Linked DNA regions of Homo sapiens: region 1 is linked to region 2. A link is an interaction called in ENCODE POLR2A ChIA-PET data of the cell type or tissue named here. Cell type or tissue: OCI-LY7. All regions are shown on one strand. Links, peaks and the distances in the headings refer to the core of each region. The heading gives the core; the rest is flanking DNA.

What was found. ChIA-PET counts read pairs that join two places held together with the same protein. Peaks named below come from ENCODE experiments on the same cell type or tissue, not always from the same donor. Only the 100,000 strongest peaks of a DNase experiment are listed, where the experiment ranks them.
Region 1: POLR2A ChIA-PET joins it to region 2 with 5 read pairs; 2 of 35 experiments call an interaction of 5 or more read pairs at or near these places.

The regions. Positions count from the first base shown.
Region 1 is chr17:48,294,208-48,297,133 of GRCh38, reverse strand. The region is part of intron 4 of SKAP1 (src kinase associated phosphoprotein 1); the gene reads left to right. It overlaps SKAP1-AS2 (SKAP1 antisense RNA 2), which reads right to left and starts at 2,787. Exons shown (of 2, transcript NR_131240.1): 1 at 2,619-2,787. In OCI-LY7, for the core only: no CTCF peak of the experiment used is centred there; a DNase peak (open chromatin) is centred at 1,563; H3K4me3 peaks cover 674 bases.
Region 2 is chr17:48,207,882-48,210,807 of GRCh38, reverse strand. The region is part of intron 4 of SKAP1 (src kinase associated phosphoprotein 1); the gene reads left to right. Among named protein-coding and RNA genes, the nearest start is that of MIR1203, 53 kb to the right of the region's middle. In OCI-LY7, for the core only: no CTCF peak of the experiment used is centred there; no DNase peak of the experiment used is centred there.

The DNA of each region.
Region 1 (2,926 bases), core at 230-2,729, 86 kb before region 2:
AAGTTTAGAAGTTCTTAAGTGAAATGTTTTTAGTCAGTCAACAACAGGGTAAGGCCTACCAAAAGGAGTGTCTATAAGGAAGTAACACAAGGATTTTTTTTAAATCTAGAAATATGTGAGTTAGGAAAATTAATGTCTAACTCCTTAGACAGAGAATGCTCCTTTCAAGTTTGATAAAGGTCATTTTCAGGACAGTCTAAGAGAGGTTACAGTTCAACTTCCACCAGCAGGCCTTCAGAAAAGGAAAAATGGCTTCAGTTTCTGAAGCTGTAGTGCTTTTTTTTTTCCTAATTAAAGATGATAAAATGCAAATGATTACCTGTATTCTGAATATTTTATAATAATATTTTCTATTTTTCTCTGAAAAAATGAGGAAGTTATCACTTTTTCCCAAGACTGGAATGGAGAGAATACCAGCCAACCATGATGCAGTGAATGTGTGCCAGTGTCTACTCCCAGCTGCTCACGTAAATCTTTCCTCACAGCAGGATTTGAACAAAAACTTACCACTTAACTGAATAGTTCAAATGCTACTGAGTAGGAAATTTTAGTTAGACCAGAATATTTGCAAACTTAAAGTAGATACATGTATTCTGGCAGCATATATGGTATTTTGAAACATCAAAACAATTTTAAAGAAATCTATGCTCTTATGCCAGTCGTGGGTATTACTTGTTTTAGGACTTTGAAAGTATTTCTTTTATACTATAGCTGTTTTTTTAAACAACAACAACCACCTTGCTTCATTTTCCTTTTTATTTTTGAGCTGTTTGCAACCTATTTTCCAATAGTGAGAAACAATGCAATTAATTTTCTCCAGCGCAGTCATGCATAGATTTAATAAGCATCCGAAGGTAGGATCCATCTGTAAAGTATGCATTGCATGCTAAATTACTTCTCTTCTGTGGTTTTTTTTTCTTTCCAAACCTTAATTAATTGAAGAAAAAAATGTTTATTAAAGTGGGAACAGGCTGGGCTCTGGCTCTCCATCTCTGGTTCAAAAGTTCATACAATTCCCTGAAGGCTCATCTGAATGTGTGTGTCTCCCTCTCACAATCTTTCTTTCTCTGTCTCTATAGTAGGGATAAATGCCTAGAAAAGGTGTATTGTTTTGTTCCCAGGATCAATTTTAATAATCTTGAGTAAACTAAGTTTTTCTATATACAGATTTGCATATATCGTATGTGTATATGCATATATGTTTTGCATATATTATATGTTTACATAAATAGTATATACACATAGACACATAAATGTGTTATGTACTCATTTTCCTAATGCTTAGAATTTTAAAAAATTGGTATATCACTCTCGGTGATATCTTTAAACAGGATGTAGATGGAGACCGGAAGTATAATTCTACAGGTGGATCTCAGACAGGAAATTAAAGGAATTACGTATGAAAAGAAGCTAGATCCTTATGGATAAATTTGTGCCAGACACAAAAATATTAAATATATCCAAATAGAGCAATGTTTACCCATAAACAGCGAAAATGGAAAAAAAAAAAAAAGAGGAAGTGACTCACTGCTATGAGAGGCTTTGGAAACTGAAGACATTTCCTGATCTGCAGCAAGCTTTCTGTGACCTAGGTGAAAAACGGCAAGCTTATTGTAAAAGAAAAAAAGTATCTTTAAAGATGGACTCAGAATTTTTTGAATCCTTTCAATTGCTTGCCTAGGATGTCATGACCTTCCTTTTCTTTTTTCAAAGTATGACTTTTTTCTCCTTATCATATGCTACAATTTTTAGGTCCCTGCTTTAAAAAGAAAGGAAATACAAGTTGTAGTTTATGTTCAAATTACTAGTTTCTCTTTTTAGTTTAAAGTACAATAAGTCTTCTTCCTTAACACAAGTAAGGTTTGCACTGTCACTTCCAGATTTAGACGTCTATGGAATCAGAAAGCAGTGCTGAACTTGACTGTGATCTTGCCCGATTGAAGTCAACTTCCTTTGCCCAGTTGCTTCGTGCAAAACATAGTGATCATATAAGAGTCTAGCAGAGGGCTTTCTACAGGTTGTTTCATTCTCTGTTTTAGACTTTTGTGCCTAAAACTACTGGTCTGTTAGTCATTTAAATTTTTACAAATAGCCATTTAAGTTGGGAAAAAATAAGCAGTACCAAAAGCTATTTTACTTTGGCATAGATGCAGCCTTTGTCATGCTGGCTCTTTTTGTCACATAGGTGTACCATCATATACCCTTACCATGTGTCAGATGAGCCATGGGGACATTCCTGGAAAGAACTTTAAGGAATCAACATTCCATATTTTCCTCTCAAAGTAACTGTTGCTACTATATATTGACATGTCCAGATTTAGGCCACTTTTGAAAACTTGTGAGTCAAATCACATGGAGGTGATGCTGAAGTATCATCACCACGTAACAGCCATAATTGATGTCTTGGGAACTTGAAGACTATACTATATAGGTCATGTACTATGTAGGGCATCTATTTATGTGTATAACATGTCATAATTTCCCCACACCCAAATTTCTGTGACTTTTGGAGGAATCTTGATAATTGCTTTCTACACAGATTTTGGTTTAGACTTCTGCGAAAACCCTGAATTGAATAGCTGTGGGTTTCACAAATTACATGCATGTAAACAACATACCTTTGAAAGGAGGATGTGTGGACCCTTTCTCCTATATGCTTATGTCTCTGTTGTCGTAGATTGGCGTCCTTTGTGAGCTATTCAGTGACATTTCAGAACCATTTTGCTCTGCAGAAAACCCGCAGTTGTGTTTCTTTAGCTGACACTGTGGCACTTGCACTCGAAATTGCTAGTTAGAAAAAAAAATTGTTGAGGCCGGTGGCTGTAATCAGCGTTGTTGCTGTCTGTTTCCTCAGACTAATAGCAGAGAGATCCGAGTCTGAGAGTTCAAACAGAGGTTATCTTTCCCAGGTAGCATCTCGTCCAAC
Region 2 (2,926 bases), core at 312-2,811:
ATGACTACAAGTGGCCTCCTCAGCCATGGAAACGATTAAAGCCAGAGTTATATTAGCACAGATAATAATTTCTTTAGTATTTCTTAAATGGTGTTATGCAGAAGTCCTAACTTTTATTGGTTGATTAATGTAGTTTATTCTAGTCTTGGTAATAATGATCCTGGGTAGTTTGTTAAAATTGCTGTGAGTACAAGTTGTCTTGGCTCTTTTCCAGGTCACCTTTGGTTACTTTGGTGCCTATAGCACTTCTCTTGCCCCTCGTGCTTGTTCTGATACTCACTGTCCAGGCCCTCCACCTGGGGGCCTCCCTGGGCCCACCTCACCAAGGCCCTCCAGCAAGCCATCAGGATGATAAGGACCTAACATACAAATCTACTCTGAGGCTGTGGTTCTTAGCCCTAGGTGAGCATCAGAACTACTCATAGAACTTTGTAAAAATAAACATGCCTCAGCCCCACTCCAGATAATCCTGAATCAGTATATCTGGGGTGCAGTTCAGGTATCTACACTTTTTTAAAAAGTAGACAGGTGATTCCGATGTGCAGCCAGAGTTACGAACCACGGCTCCAAGGTGTCGATGACTGATAATGGCTCCGTATAACAGTGCCAGCCACACACACGTGACCTCATGGATAAGCGTCGCTACCTGACATCTGTCAGTTATCTACCTCTACTCAGTGGTCTACCGCATAGGTACAGACAGCTGTGCCTTATCCCTAGGAGAGCTGGAGCTCTGTGCCTCCTCCTCCCAGTGATTTCTGATGTACTAGCTTGTTACCACACTGTGGATGAGAATATCTCGATTAATGTGCTACCTCTCCCAGAGGCATTTGTAGTTCAACAGGGAATAATGCTTTAATCTAAGGGAATGGGCCCCAAATGATGGAATTTCAGGAATTACAGAAGTCAGTTGAAAAGATATTTTGGAAGAGGGGCCCTTTTCCAGTTAACTTAAACACACACCATTTAAGCAGCACCAATTCTACTTATAAAACAACAACAACAAAACAACCGGGCCTGATTCAGAAGATGTTTTAGACTTCTGAGGGGAAAAGTATCTATTTCTTCATCTTCCTTCACCTGCTGTTTGAAATCACCTTCAGCCCTCACACTTTCTCTTACCTCTAGAGAAGCAGTGCTGTTTGCCCCTAATTCAGCCATAGTTAAATGGCAAGAGAGCTCATGTTAAGAGAGCACATTACACTCTTCTGAATATCCTTTCATACATGGAATCCAACCTTAGAACACAGAGCAAAGAGTCATTTAGTGATCATTCCCCTGTTACAGCACAGGCACAGTCAGTCTAATCAATATTTTCATGTATCTGGCCAGCTTTTACAAACCTGGGGTAATTAAGATTCTACAATGTCTTAGGTAATCCTTAATATTTCACTGGCTTTTCTTCTCAACTATTTTGTTTCTTATTACTTTTATCCTATCCTTCCAGACTCTGTAAATACAAACCTAATAGGACTATTATAAAAACCAAGTTAAATAGGAGGTTTGACAGTGCTCTAAAAAATTTTAAAGCCCCACATAAATGTATAATAATGTTTCTATAATAAGGACTGTATTCTTTGTGTAGCAGTACTTAAGTTTTTGATGGAAAGAGGAGGAGGAAAGACTGAGATGTAGACAGACTAATGCTAAGGATTGCCATGATAATTCCTTCTGTTCCTGCCTTGTCCACTTACTAACTAGGAGGCTTGAGCAAGTCACTTTAATTTCTCCATCAAGAGAAAAATGGTCATTTTTCTTATTATAGAAAATTACTCATATTATAGAGGTAGTGGTGAGGATTAATGAATCAAGGTATATTAGGAGAAGTAAGCATCCATAGATTTTGTAAATTCTGCAGAAAGAATCTGGAAGGGAGATTTAGATACAGGCCCAAGTCCTAGCTAGACATGGAACCCTGGCATCCAGACACTTGCCTCTCACTTCTAATTATTAGCACACTCCCTCTGCTAAATAGGATTAAAGGAAGAGCTTTTGTTCTTGTCCATTACAAAAACACATTGAATTGTCTATGGTGATTTTGTAACTGTCAAAGATTTGTTGCCCTGGAAATAAGGATTTGTAATAAGAGTGTTATCACACCTTTGTTGGTGTAAACTGTTCACTAGGAATAGTCAAAGAGATAAATGAAATATAAACAGGACAATGGGCTAAGTGCAGCCTCCCCTAATTGTTTATTTTCTTTCCAAACTGGCAAGAAGTTGTTGGAGTTTCATACTTCATTTTATATACAAATTGAGGTCCTGGGGGAGAGTATCCTTCATGTGAACAGCTCTCCCAGTTACAGGAGAAAACTGAGTAACAGTAAAACCCTCGGGGACATCATTTAATATTTCCAGCATTTCACATGAGCTACTGACACTTGGGTCTTCAAGGGGAAAGCTGATTTATACCTTCAGTCGTTAGACAATGTAAAGGTGAGGTCAGGCATAGGCATCCTTCATCCCTTTCCCCGGTGCTCACAGGTCCCTTGGGCAAGGTGGAATCAAAGCATTTCAAATGGTAGAGGTCACAGGAGTGACATGGTAAGAGGTAAGAGAGCACAGCCTCCTTCCTCTACCAGTGGGTCTAACGCCCATATATCTTCATATTGCCGTTGTTTCCACTTGAAAAATTACATGCAGTTGGTTTTACTTTTCCTTCCTTCCTATTCTGAAAACACGATTTCCACTCCCAATCTAAAGTATAATTTATGTCAAGACTAATGATTATGTGTTTCTGATTATTTTTTAAAAAGGTGAAACCTTTAACATAAATGCAAGACAACAGGTGTCCTGTTTTATAGCCTTGTACTTTTCCAACCCTATAAATTAAAATCATGTCTGTGCTGTCTCTGTCTTTGCACTGATCTGAAGTCATTCTAGGACATTCTAGGAATTCTGTGCTCTCTGGCACAAAACCTCCCACG